Linked DNA regions of Homo sapiens: region 1 is linked to region 2. A link is a contact called in ENCODE Hi-C or POLR2A ChIA-PET data. All regions are on one chromosome and are shown on one strand. The core of a region is the stretch at or near the end of the contact, and the rest is flanking DNA. Distances in the headings are between cores, read along the strand shown.

Evidence for each region. A loop is a pair of places that touch in the nucleus more often than their neighbours do. ChIA-PET counts read pairs that join two places held with the same protein, here RNA polymerase II (POLR2A). Pooled maps may share reads with other maps.
Region 1: a loop to region 2 is called in a pooled map, with 4 times the contacts of the local background. The contact joins the promoter of DYNLT1 here to the enhancer-like site in region 2. A Hi-C loop is called at or near these places in 1 of 168 maps with a recorded cell type or tissue (natural killer cell) and 8 of 50 pooled maps. POLR2A ChIA-PET finds 5 or more read pairs at or near these places in 1 of 52 experiments (activated CD4-positive, alpha-beta T cell).

The regions. Positions count from the first base shown.
Region 1 is chr6:158,641,111-158,648,590 of GRCh38, reverse strand. It overlaps DYNLT1 (dynein light chain Tctex-type 1), which reads left to right and starts at 3,848. Exons shown (of 5, transcript NM_006519.4): 1 at 3,848-3,909; 2 at 7,231-7,272. The coding sequence starts at 3,883. It also overlaps a transcript of SYTL3 not described here. RefSeq lists silencers at 3,691-3,920, 4,081-4,410 and an enhancer at 3,534-4,477.
Region 2 is chr6:158,024,680-158,031,521 of GRCh38, reverse strand. SYNJ2 (synaptojanin 2) reads right to left here. Exons shown (of 27, transcript NM_003898.4): 3 at 2,496-2,766. Among named protein-coding and RNA genes, the nearest start is that of SYNJ2-IT1, 27 kb to the right of the region's middle. RefSeq lists enhancers at 1-125, 4,491-4,560, 4,078-4,765, 4,766-5,453. Within about 2 kb of position 5,326, at least 36 of the 41 ENCODE cell types and tissues checked have a DNase peak (open chromatin) inside an H3K27ac peak, as active enhancers do; they include natural killer cell, where a contact is called at or near this core.

The DNA.
Region 1 (7,480 bases), core at 2,599-5,098, 620 kb before region 2:
GAGACCGAGTCTCGCTCTTTCACCCAGTCGGGACTGCAGTGGCGCGATCTCGGCTCACTGCAAGCTCCGCCTCCCGGGTTCACGCTATTCTCCTGCCTCAGCCTCCCGAGTAGCTGGGACTACAGGCGCCCACCACCGCACCCAGCTAATTTTTTGTATTTTTAGTAGATACAGGGTTTCACCGTGTTAGCCAGGATGGTCTCGATCTCCTGACCTCGTGATCCGCCCGCCTCGGCCTCCCAAAGTGCTGGGATTACAGGCGTGAGCCACCACGCCTGGCCTATTATTTTATTTTTTGAGACGGAGTTTCGCTCTTGTTACCCGGGCTGGAGTGCAATGGCGCTATCTCAGCTCACCGCAATCTCTGCCTCCTGGGTTCAAGCGATTCTCCTGCCTCAGCCTCCCAAGTAGCTGGGATTACAAGCATGCACCACCATGCCTGGCTAATTTTGTATTTTTAGTAGAGATAGGGTTTCTCCATGTTGGTCAGGCTAGTCTCGAACTCCCGACCTCTGGTGATCTGCCCACCTCAGCCTCCCAAAGTACTGGGATTACAGGTGTGAGCCACTGCGCCCAGCCACTGCTGGATATTATTGATGTTATTTATTGATGTGACAGTTCATTGATTGCTATGATTATTAGGCCCACACTTGCTAAATAAAGGTATTGGCAGCTCCAGTCCCACAGTCTGTATTCAAGAAATTTGACTCCAGAAAAGAAAGGTGATTGCACGCAAACCTGCCAACCTATCACTAACCTCCAAATTGAAAAACAAACCTAAGATTCACTCCACTGACTTACTGCATAGAAACTAAACATTATTCTAAAATATGGCAGAATGCCAAAGATTCATGAGCAGTTACGAGTAAAGGTGTCTGAGCTCCAATGCTTCTGATGGACATCCATTCGTGGCAGATGGAAGGTGCTGGAAATGGCATCTGGTGAACTGCCAAATGTCTTAACGATTTTAAATTCCTTAGCCCTACAGACTACATCAGTTGGGCAGAATATAATACCACATCACTGCATTTTTCCAAGCACTACAACATCACATAAGCCTAGAGAATTCAAACCCTCCTATTTACAGATATATCCGTTTAAAAGAAAAAATTCCATAAAGGCCATGTTTTAGTCAACTTTGTAGCCTCAACCCCCAGCTCAGAGCCTGACACAAAGGGAGTGCTCCATATATGTGTATTGAACAAGTGAACAGATAGTTGTGAAGATAAACAGACCAGCTCATCCGTTTACTGGCAGCCTCAAAATGTCATACATCGCGATCATTTAACAAATGTTCTTTAATAGTTAAAATTGGAGAGTGGTACCCAATGTATAAAAGCTAAAATCATGTAAGCATTTTTAAAATGCACATTTGCATGTTTTCTGTTGATTTATGTGCATGCTGGTGATCCGCAGTTATAACAAGATCCATGCATTAATTATGCACCATCCTAGCAGACATTCAGGAAATTGATTTAAATTAGGAAGTTCCTAAAAGGTTGTGGGGAAAATTGAAAAGGCTGTCCCAAGTGTCATGTTCTTCCATTGCAGGTGTTTGCTCAGAACCGGTTTACTCTTGCTTTGCACATAATTCTGTGACACTTAGCTACTGAACTCCAGGTCCACAACAAAGTAGCAGAAGAAAAAAGATTTCAGAGGCTCCTGATTGGCTCAGGATCGTGGTGGGGCCAAGAGCTTGGAACCAGGTAGGCAGAGAACATCCAAAACGAGATCTCAGGTGATACTGAGAAGGGCAGGCAGGCAAAGCAATGTCAGCATCAGAATCACATGTGGACTGAGGCGCACGACTGAAACACCAGGACAGGGGAGTTGAAGCCAGGTAATAAGAAAGGAATTCAAAAGGTAGATAAAGTTCAGAATCCAAGGAGAGGAAGACCAGGTGTGGTAAAGCAACCAGCCTGCCCAGCAAGTCTCCTCGCTCAGGCCGAACACCCAGGGCCAAGCAGCCTTGTGTCAGTCAGGGCTCTGCCCTCCTCTCGCCAGCCCTGTTTCCCTCAAGGAGGCAGGTAGTTGCATCTTCCTCCACTCCCCAGTTCTCTCCATTTGGGTCTGAGGCAAAGCTAACACCCATGAGGGAAATGATTCATGCAATAAATTTTAGGCCGGGCATGGTGGCTCACAGCTATAATCCCAGCACTTTGGGAGGCTGAGGCTGGAGGATCCCTTAAGCCCGGGAGTTTGAGACCTGCCTGGGCAACACAGTGAGATCCCATCTCTACAAAAGACATATTAAAAAAATAGGTGGGTGTGGTGGCTAGTGCCTGGAATCCCAGCTGCTCAGGAGGCTAAGGCAGGAGAATACCTTGAGCCCAGGAGTTCAAGCTCTTAGTGGTCTTTGGATGACTAAACTTCAACACATCTTAGCTCAAAATCTCCGATCACACCACTGCATTCCAGCCCGGGCAACAGAATGACACCCTGTCTCTAAATAAATAAATAAATAAATGTTAATTGTGTAGCTATTATGTGCCAGGCACAATGTGGAAGGAAGGGGATACATTAGTGAATAAAACAGATCCTTCCTGCATGGTACTTAGTTTCTAAATGGAGACACACCATCAACAAGCAACCATAAATACGTTCTTGCAAACTGAGAGAAGTGCTATGAGGAAAATGTACAGGATGCAGGGGTGGAGGATGAGGAGGTCGGCTACCTTAGATGCCGTGGTCACAGAATGGCTCTCTGTAGGAGATTTTGAGCTAAGATATGTTAAAAGTTTAGTCATCCAAAGATCACTAAGATTAGTCTATAGTCTGACAACTTAGTAACTATTGACTTATGGCAGGGCAGAATGGGTGAGGGGAGGGAGGAGTCGTTGGGTTAGGTTCCTCTTGAAGGGCTCTAATAAGACCCTGATAGACCGACCAGGTTACAGTCCGATGGTCATAATCCAGATGAGAGATATCAATCTTTAACTGGGGTCCCGAGCATATGGGGTAGAAATAACAAGGGTTGTTGATGGATTAGATGTGGGATTTGAAGTTTAGGTCTACCAAATCCCTGGGACCCTTGCAGTCAGCTCTTTCTTGGGGAATGGGAAGTGGGTTCCAGCAACCTGAATTCAAGTGCATGACGAAACCAGAAAAAGCAAACGCCAAAATCAAAACTCGGAGCCTCAGAATACCTGCCAATAGATGCATATGCCCCAGCTTTCCGTGGAGGGCAGTTTACCAGAGCCCAGTGCAATTCCTAATTTCCATAAAGAACCCACATACAAATAAAGTCTGTCTAGTTCACTATGGTTAAGGTAGTCAGGAAGTGTGCCACATTTTACAAAATTTTCCACCCAAAATGTTTTTTTTTAATGGTGCTTAAAGGAAAAATTCTCATTTACCTGGAAAACTTAACTCCCCAAAGGGAAGTTTCGTTCAGATAGCTAAAGCATGCCAATCCCAGTCCCCAAGGGAACTGCAACAACGTCTCACCGGGCGCACTGCCTTCAGCAGTCACTTTCGAGTTTGTTGCCAGGTGTCCGAGCGGGTTTGAACGTCCGCGTCAATCCACACAGTACAAACCGGAGGAGGGGCCGGGACCACGCTTCCCCTCCAGGACTGCCTTTTGTACGTGTGTTTTGTTTCTGTTGCTAAGGTTTAGGGAGCTGCCCGGCTACCCTCACGGATTCCCATGGAAACTACCACCTCCCAGAGGACAGGAGGAGAGGCGAATTCAGGGTCCACCCACGGGCCCCGCCCAGGGATGGGGTCACTGAGGGTCCGGGCAGCGAAGGGCGGGGCCCGGGAGCTGGGCATGGGCGAGGCAGGCGCGAGAGGAGAGGGGCGTGGCAGGTCCGGGGCGGGGCCTGAGTGCGCCTGCGCAGTCCGCGCCACTCAGGGAGCCGGAGGGGACGCGCCGGAGGAAAGATGGAAGACTACCAGGCTGCGGAGGAGGTAACCGCCGGGTCGGCGACGGAAGGGTGGAGGCCTAGAGCCCTGGCCGCGGAAGGACACGCGGTCCTGCCCGGAAAGGCCTGGCTGCCCACCTCCTTCAGCTAGGCCAGTCTCGGCAGCCCACGGCCTGAGCTTCCCGGTCGCCGGCGCTCCGCCCGGCCCCATTCTGCCCGGACATTGCCGCCGTTTCCCCGGCGCGGGGGGCGGGAAGGGGATTGAGCTTCTTCCCGCGCGGGGAGGCACCGGGCGTGACTCGGAGAGAGCGCCCCGGTGAGCGGTGCCGAGAAACCTTCCCGCAGGGCCTCGCCTCCGGCCCGCAGCCAAGCTCGCCGAGAGGATGACATCACCGCCCCTTGCTCTGCGGGGCTGACCCCAGCCCCAGCCCCAGCCTGGAGCGGGGCGCGGCGGCCGGGCTGGGAGCGCCGAGGCTTGGACGTCTCCCCGCGGAGGTGCGGGTGACGCTCCCGCCGCCAGCCCCTCCGCCCCGGGCTGGCGTCCCGGCCATCCCGCGCCTTTGTCTCGGGCCTCACCTGGTTCTGCAACGCTGGGAATGAGTAGCACATTTCATTTCCGTTTAATATGTCTGTAAGAAAGCTCATTGTTGTGGGGAAAAAATCATCTTTTATGCCTCCTTGAGGAAGTAGGATAAAGCCCACGATGTCGCCAAGCAGAAGACACCCATCGGCACCGTGTGCGTTAAATGGCTTTCCTTCAAGCTCACGGTCATTCGGGGAATAGAGCTGATGGGCGCAGCTGAGATACAACACTCATTTTCTTCTTACTGAATAATCCTTGTTGAAATTCAGATAGAGCCCTATGGATTTATTATGCAGCCTGTCAAAAATATAAACTATAGATACATTTGGTAAGGTTGGATATCTTACCATTTATGAAATTTAGTGGCTGGGCGCAGTGGCTCACGCCTGTAATCCCAGCACTTTGGGAGGCCTAGGCGGGCGGATCACCTGAGGTCAGGAGTTCGAGAGCAGCCTGACCAACATGGAGAAACCCCGTCTCTTTTAAAAATACAAAATTAGCCGGGCGTGGTGGCGCATGCCTGTAATCCCAGCTATTCGGGAGGCCGAGGCAGGAGAATCCCTTGAACCTGGGAGGCAGAGGTTGCCGTGAGCCAAGATCGCGCCATTGCACTCCAGCCTGGGCAACAAGAGCGAAACTCCGTCTCAAAAACCAAAAAAAAAGAAAAAAATTTCGTTTAAGGAGGAATGTTTTCAGGGAAAATAAAACTAAAACTTAAGGACTGATTCTAGAGTTTCAGTTTTGATCTGATTTCCTAACTAGCACACACTTCCTGTGACAGTGGCATAATCAGTGTTTGAATGCTGATGGCAACCAAGTGAATAATGACGAGAAGAGCTGGTTCAGGAGCAGTTGGCAAAGAAAAAAGCCTTTCCCCTTAAACTGTTACTAATATAATATTGGAAAATGTCTTGTATTACAGTAATATCGAGTAAAACTTCTAAAAAAGAAATCGCTTTGTAAAGGAAAGCGCTTAATACTGCAGTCCGATTCTGACTCCCACAAATAAGGTGGCTAAGTGGCTTCATTATTCGAGATCTCAATCGCATATGTGTAAAATGAAGGGGCTGGACAGAGTGATGAGTGTTCTACCTGGGATGGAGGCCCTGGGAGGTGGAGACCATGGCTGTCTTGTAGTAGGCATGTCTTAGGTATTTACTGAATGGCCCGTTCTGGTCCTCCCACCAGCCTCTTAGCAGCCTTTTCTGCATCTCTTCTAACTTCGTGTAGATGCCTGGGCCTTTGTAACTATTCTCTCAACTCACCATTCATCTTTCTTGGAGACGTTAAAACTATCCACTGGATTCAATACAACTCTGCTTTCCACTAAAAATTCTTTAAAATGTCCCTCAACCTTTTTCGTACTGTAACCATATGGGAGGTGATACAGTGCCTTTCCTTTGTGATTAAGGTCACGGTAGTCACTTGGAAGGATCCTTTAAGCTTCCAGAAATGACTTAATCTCTAAGATATTGCAAATTGTTCTTCACTCAGTGAGTTGGTTTTGTTTCCAAGTCCGACTTCTGAGTACAGCAAGTGAGGTGGCTTCGGGCAGTCAGCTCCTGAACCCCCTAAAAAGAAAGGGCAGGGCCTGCAGTGGACAGCAGCCAGACAGGGAGGAAGACTCACTGCCAAGTCAGGGTTCTCTGCCTTGATTCCCTCAGGATGCACGTTGACTGAGGGCCCCAGGGGTTGCCCTCTCGAAGGCGTGTCCAGAGCTACGTACCTTTCCTGGGACTCAGCAGTAACTTTAAACGCTTGTGCTCATGTGAAGAGCACATTGGCAGGCAAGTGCCTGACTAATGTTATTTTCAGGATGACCTTTTACCCATTCAGATCTACCATGTGTAAAAGGAAAACTATACTCCTGGCACTAGATTCCTGCAGGCAGCCCACCTCCTGAGTCATCCAGACACTGACAGAGAACAGCCATGCTGGCAGCTGGTGGTTAGTCCTGGAGTCGGAGGGCAGCACTGGGAAAGAAAAATAATTACCTGGAGATAATGTAATCATCGTACATTTTACAAGTAATGGTGCTTTAAAAAAATCTCCTCAAGGTCAAACTGATCCTCCTAATCAGTTTACATCATGGAAGAGAGAATTACATCTTAAATGGATTACTTCAGCAGCTTCAGTTAATTTATACAAAAATCAACCAACTCATTAAGCCTCTCTATTGGTTAATGATTCTAGCAGCCAGTTGAAATGGAAGAAGAGAATGAATTCTAGTTTAAAGTGAAGTCTTAGATTGTGGCATGATTAAAACAAAACAGGGCCAGGTGTGGTGGCTTACGCCTGTAATCCCAGCATTTTGGGAGGCTGAGGCGGGAGGATCACCTGAGGTCAGGAGTTCGAGACCAGCCTGGCCAACATGATGAAACCCCATCTCTACTAAAAATACGAAAATTAGCCGGGTGTGGTGGAGGGCACCTGTAATCCCAGCTACTTGGGAGGCTGAGGCAGGAGAATCACTTGAACCTGGGAGGCAGAGATTGCAGTGAGCTGAGATTGCGCCACTGCATTCCAGCCTGGGCTACAGAGCGACACTCCGTCTCAAAAATAAATAAATAAAAATAAAACAATACCTTTAAATTATGTGCATGTATTCTAGTCTTCTGGTTTCTGAAGACTGTAATGCCATCCTTGGTAAAGCTGAACAGTCTAGTTAGATTATTTCTAAGGTCTTCATTTCTACATTATGTTCATTACCTACATTTGCATTTATCAATGTAGTGGAAATATCTTTTAAATAAATCAAACTTAACTGAATGTTCTTCCTTACAGACTGCTTTTGTTGTTGATGAAGTGAGCAACATTGTAAAAGAGGTAAGAGGAGAAATGCTCACTTCTTAAATGTTTAATGGCTTATATTAGAGAAAATAATGTGTTTTAAATACTATCTTGGAATTGTTTCGACTGAGTCTGTGTGTTTTGGTGTTTCAAATAACAGTTTTTACTTCAGTAAATAGCTAGATAAGAGTTGCTTCTATATTATGTAAATTACATATTTTAAATCAGATAAGGAGTTTTATGT
Region 2 (6,842 bases), core at 4,077-6,576:
TAAACACCACGCCCTGGCGTGTTACAGCTGAGGAGCCTGGCGACCTCCAGAGTTACTTCCTCCTCTCCCTTCAGAAAGGGACACCATGGGGCTCCTCCTTCCAAAGCTCCTCTCAGCCTCCACCTCGTGAATCCCCTTTGCCTCGCTTTGTTAGTGCCCCTCACACCTCCAGCCACAGAGCTGGCATAGGGAAGAGAACTTGCAAAGGTGCTGGTGCAATTCAGATACCCCAAGGATCCCCTAGGGGTTCCAAGGACCCTCACTGCCGCTGAGAGCTCTCACCTCTGCTCCCCTGACAGTTCTGGTTTAAAATAGTTTCACGGACTCCACACAAAGATACCTCATAATACACAGCCCCTCTGTGCTTAAGCTTGGCTGCCTTTAGGGGAACATGTAACAGCTCGCGGGGCACATGCTGGGCCCTGCAAAATGTAACCAGCGATTCACAGAAATGCCATCCCCAGAGGCTGCTACTCAACCTGCCGTCTGCAGACAAGCAGCACTGGCAGCTTATTAGAAATGCAGAATCCTGGGCCCAGCCCAGACCTGCCATCCCAGAATCTGCATTTTTAATGAGATCAGCATGAGATTCACGATTTTATTTATTTTATTTTATTTATTTATTTTGAGACAGAGTCTCACCCTGTAGCCCAGGCTGGAGTGCAATGGTGCGATCTCGGCTCACTGCAATCTCAGCCTCCTGGGTTCAAACGATTCTTCTGCCTCAGCCTCCCATGTAGCTGGGATTACAGGTGTGCGCCACCACACCTGGCTAATTTTCTTTGTATCTTTAGTAGAGACAGGGTTTCACCATGTTGGCCAGGCTGGTCTCAAACTGCTGACCTCAGGTGATCCGCCTGCCTTGGCCTCCCAAAGTGCTGGGATTGCAGGCGTGAGCTACCATGCCCAGCCTTGATTCACGTGCATTTTGAAGTCTGGGCACATTACTGCCCCCAAATATCCACAATACCAGAGAACCAAAGAGGATGTGGGGGTGGGGAGCGTTGGGATGGACACAGGGATGTGGGGAGGGTCCCCTTCTTCCGGCAGAAATCAGGAATTCACTTCTGGGGAATCCAAAGCACCAAGGCCAGATGAAAACCTGTGGCTGCCTCTGGCAAAGGGAGAGAGGCACAAACAGGTCAGAAATAAACCTCACGAGTCCCGTCTCAGAGCTGGGAAAACTGATATAGCTTCAAAAGGCAGACACTGGATTCTAAAACATTACATTAGATGAGGTTCATTGGAACGACTCCCATGGCAGGACTTTCCTCACTTTTGCTTCTACCTGGCATCTCTAGGCATCAGTGCGAATCTGACAGAAACAGCATTATGTCCAGAAAGGGCAATAGATAATTTATGTATTTACAGGGTTGTCCACTCTTGTCTCTGTCCTGCTGTGGAGTGAAAAAGCACCAGGAGATCTTAAACATACAGAAATCCAGCCGCCTCTGCCTGGGCTCCGGGACTAGTCTTAGTGCATTGCTACAAGTCCCTTTGGGCAGGGTGACTCAGCTTCCCCATTGATGGGACTGGTTTAGCACTGTGATTACCAGCTTGGGACCTGGACCCAGAAAGCCTGGGTTCAAATCCTGGCTCTGCCACTTAGTAAGTGTGTGGAGTTTGGCAAAATTCCCTCGACTATTCGTGCCTCAGTCTCTCTACCTGTAAAATGGGGTAACAGAGCCTCCGCATAATTATTATAAAGGTTTTTATAATAATGATGAGTTATTACCAGCAGAGAGATCTTAGCACGGTGACCCGAACACAGTGCTTTATAAACATCAGCGGTAAACGGCTGCACACTGGAGGTAACCATGATTGAGAAGACTGAAAGAGTGAATCCAGGCAGAAGCACTGAGCTCGGCACCCGGGACTGAGGAAGCACTCAGCAGACGTCGGCTCTTATGTTTTTTACTTATGGAACAGGGTTTCTTTTCTTTCTTTCTTTTTCTTTGAGACAGAGTCTTGCTCTGTCACCCAGGGTGGAGTGTAGTAGCACCATCTTGGCTCACAGCAACCTCCGTTTCCTGGGTTTAAGCGATTCTCCTGCCTCAGCCTCCCGAGTAGCTGGGATTACAGGCACCTGCCACCACGCCCAGCTAATTTTTTTTTTTTTTTTTTTTTGTATTTTTAGTAGAGATGGGCTTTCACCATGTTGGCCAGGCTTGTCTCAAACTCCTTAACTCAAGTGATCCACCTGCCTCAGCCTCCCAAAGTGCTGGGATTACAGGCATGAGGCACCATGCCTGGCGCAGGTTTCTTTTCCAAATCTACACTGAACACATTCCAGGGGCCAGGGGTGGGGGGTGGCAGGGAGTTCAGGGTTAGTTTTCCTCTCATTGTGCTGAGAGCAGGCCTGGGTCCTAACTCTCCAGAGGTGCCCCATAACCCGGGGGTGGTGCAAGTGGAGGTCAAGGCCTCAGATGCCAACCAGGGCCCACCCTCTGCAGGAGACCCAGGGCCCACCCTCTGCAGGGGACCCAGGGCCTCACCAGAAGAAGGAGTTCCCCCATTCAGAGCTGTCATCCCCCTGCTTCTGCGTGCGGACAGTCAGGTCAAAGCGAGACCCATCGTTTGGCCATGAGAAATAGAACACCCCCGAGCTGAGGATTTTCTTCAAAGCTATGAGGCGTTCCTCCTCCTTGGCCTCTTCCTGAAGAGGGTAAAAGTCAGTGGCAGTGATTTTGTAGATTTCAGCATCTGGAATTCTGCCCACAGATGTGCAGCCTGTCACCAACACCAGGAAGCTCAGAGACGTGCCACCTGGAAAGGAAATCAGACAGGAGAGCTCAGGGTCGAAGTCGGCCCGGCCGCCTGGAGCTCCAAGGGGACAAATGGAGCCCAGGTTCAACCGCAGCCAGGAAGGCAACGTCTGTGCACCTGCAACTTCCCATGGCATTGCCCAACTCAATGGCTCAAGAACCTGCCCTGTCCTGTAAGCTTCAGGCGGGGCTTCTCAAAGTGTGGGACCCTGGCCAGCAAGTCAGCATCCCCTGGGAGCCTGTTAGACATGCAGATTCCTGCCGCCCAGCTGCCTGAGGCTGGGGGCAAGCTTTGCTTTAACAAGCCCTCCAGGTGATTCTGATGCCCCCAGGAGTCTGAAAATTCCTGGCCTAGAGCCCTTCCAGACCCCCAGGACCTACCCCCAAAGCCTCTCCAAATCACCTTCCCCAGTGCCTCCTCAGCCACTGCCTTGACTCAGGACCCCTGGCCTGGGGTCTGTCTTCCCCCACTCCATCACAGGAGTGGCCTTCCCAAAGTCATTGGATCACAGCCGCTCCGCCCTTCCTTCTTGCACAGCTCCCACTCCCTGCAGGACTACGACAGAAGCTCCCAAATCCCTCCCCGCTGCAGCCCATCCCTGCCCCACACGTGGGCAGACACCCCAGCCGGCTGCTCTCCTGAGCTGGCTGTCCTCCAGCTGGTCCAATGTGCCATAAGCATGACCTCGCACCCTGGGCTCTTGCCCAAGATGCTCCCCCTGCCTGGGACGTCCCACCGCCATCTGCCCAACAAGACCTCCATGACCCCTTCTCCACGCACCTCCCGCCTGTCTCTACCCTAACAATACTTCAGGCTTCGGGCCCAGCATTCCATCCTCTGGAAGAACACGAGCGTCCCCACATGCTCCGTAGGGACCATCCTGCCTCTGCCCTCCCCACTTCACCAGAAGAACTCCTCCTCATCCTTCTGGGCCAACTTGGCAGCAACTCCTCCGGGAAGCCTTCCTTGCTCTCCCAAGACACGGACAGGCACCCCTCGTACGTGCCAATAGCATTCCCATCAGCAGTTGTCACACACACAAAGCTCATGACCTCCCTCCCCACCTGTGCCCCCAGGGGAGGGGCTTCCTTGGGGGCAGGGCCATTTCGTCGTCATCTCCCAGCACCACACACACTCGGTTTGCTGAATGCTTCCTAAATAAATTCCTGCCAAATGCTACCAAGACGACCTCGGACCCTGCAGCCAGGCGAATGAGGCAGCCCTCTCTGGGGCACCACCTCGCTGTCGCTGACAGCTGGTTTTCTGTTCCCTATCCCCCGCTGCTCACAAGGGCACTTCACAACACGCTGCGTATCGGGGGTGCCTGGTGGCGCCGTGCCTCACTCTCGGGACGGGGCCCAAGAGATCATCGGGTAGAAACCGGCCTTTGGGGTCTGGCAGGGCTCTAGTCCCAAGGACACTCTTCCCACCCCGCTGAGGTCTGAAGGATCCGCCCAGCGAGATCTTCTGTGAATGATCAAGGGCCGCTGTCTACAGCCATGGTCTGGAGATGGTTCTGATCTCTCCACACTCCAGGAAGAGACCCCCAAAACAACCAGTTCCACCACCCTCTCACCCCAATTTCCTCACCACACTTCATAGGGAGAAGAGCGCTGCTTGTGGCAGGGTGGCGTGTGGCTGTCATTAAAGTGCGTTCCTTTAATGAGCGCTCAGGGCTCCCAGGGGCCTGCTGCTATGCCATGGGGTGGGGCTGCCAGCAGGGCAGGGGGTTGATCCCATCACATCTCCCCAGACACATCCTCAGGAAACCACCTCAAAACCACCTAAGAACAAAGGAAGTTATCACACTGGGGACAGGGACAGGGGTCAGAGTTCAGCTTCTCAAGTAGGATAGGTGGGGTTCCGGGGTTGGCAGCTTGTGATCAGAGCCTTGGCCACAGAGCGCTCCCGGCACCCACCTGCCTCTTCTGACACAGTGCAGGGAAAAGCACAGTTCAGCAGAAGTGCCCTCGGAGAGGCAGGAGGATGGCCCCTGTGGCTGCCAGAGCTATGGAAAATTTTGCATGACATCACTCCGTGAGAGTCATGAGCTGATTTCTAGCACCACTTCCTCAACAGCCTCCGTGTGGGGGGCCTGAGTGCCTGGCAACAGTCCCAGGTGCATTTCCTGGGCAGGACCACGGCCTGGGGGAGGCTGGGGAGAGGAGCACTGTAGCAGCCAGGAGAGGCTCTTAACATTGCCACAGAGCACTGGGGCTCCTGGGTCCAGGGAGGAGGGGGTCGGGAGTGGTACAGGGGAGTGAGGAGAGCCGGTATCTGGTGAGCGCAGTGGAGGCAGGGGAGCTGTACAGGCGCGGACTCCATCCTCCCGCCCACCGCAAGGGGCGCCCTTACCAGCCCCATCTCACAGGGAGGGAAACAGACGCACAGAGAGGTTAAGCAGCCTGCCCAAGGTGACAGAGCGGGGAGCTGGGATCCAAATCCACTTTCTAGCTACAGTGCCTGGGCAAGTTTCTCAAGCCAAGTCTGGCCCCAGAGCTGGTGCTCCTAATTACACCTCCTTGCAGATGACGTCGCCAGCCTGCTTACCCATGCTGCTGTCTCAGGGCTACCACTGCCATTTCACACACGCATGACTGTCCCCCAGGGAAGCTGAATCACCCGCCCAAGCACACAGCTAGTCTGTGTTGGAGCCAAAATGTAGGTTTCACTTTAAGCCCATGCTCCATCTAGCCCCAAAGTCCGGCAGTTTCCAATCGGATTAGTTTGCTGTACCCTGTATGTATGTATGTATGTACGTATGTATGTATGTATGCATGTATTATTTATTTATTTATTTTTTGAGACAGAGTTTTACTCTTGTTGCCCAAGCTGGAGTGCAATGGTGTGATCTCGGCTCACCGCAACCTCTGCCTCCCAGGTTCTAGTGATTCTCCTGCCTCACCCTCTGGAGTAACTGAGATTACAAGCATGCGTCACCACGCCCAGCTAATTTTATATTTTTAGTAGAGATGGGATTTCTCCATGTAGGTCAGGCTGGTCTCAAACTCCCGACCTCAGGTGATCTGCCTGCTTCGGCCTCCCAAAGTGCTGGGATTACAGGCGTGAGCCACCACGCCCGGCTATTTTTTTTTGAGATGGAGTTTCACTCTTGTTGCCCAGGCTGGAGTGGAGTGGTGCAATCTCAGCTCACTGCTACCTCCGCCTCCTGGGTTCAAGTAATTCTCTTGCCTCAGCCTCCCGAGTTGCTGGGATTATACCGGCTAATTTTTTGTATTTTTGGTAGAGATGGGGTGTTACCATGTTGGCCAGGCTGGTCTCGAACTCCTGACCTCAGGTGATTCACCTGCCTCAGCCTCCCAAAGTGCTGGGATTACAGGTGTGAACCACTGCACCTGGCCTGCTGTACCCTTTAAAAGAGTGTGGTCAACCAGTGTACCTGCTATTGACTGAATGTGTGCACCCCCAAGTTAATATGCTGAAGTACGAACACCCAAGGTGATGGTTTGAGGTGGTGGGGGTATTTGGGAGGTGACTGGGTTATGGCAGTGGAGCCCTCATGAATGGGGTTTGTGCCCAGAGATCTCCTGCACCTCTCCCACCATGTCAGATGCAGAGAAAAGGCAGCATCTATGGAGCAAGAAGCAGGTCCTCACAGCCGGCCAATCTGCGGGCCGCTGGTCTCGGACTTCCAGCCTCCAGAACTGCGCGAAATAAATGTCTGTTGCTGATAAGCCACCCCGTCTACTACGGAACTTTGTCACAGCAACACACTGGACTCAGACAGCGTTCCCTGCCCATTTTAAAACTGCCATTGAAGGTTTTCATCGGTAGTTGAAATGCCTGTAAATAATATATTGTGCAGTGTATTCTAAATATTGACACGTAAAACTAAAACTCTGGGAGCCTCTTGTCAGTATCCCATGGAATCTACACAGTAACGTGATACTCATTGCCATCTATTATTTACAGGATTGCAGGAGCATGCTCTTTCTTACCACATGGAACTTTCACTCATATTTCCAGTCCCCCCTCTTCAGAATTCCATCCTAATGTAGCATATCTGGTGCTTCTACGTCCTGTTCTGATCACCCCATCAGCCCCTGCAGCCGTGT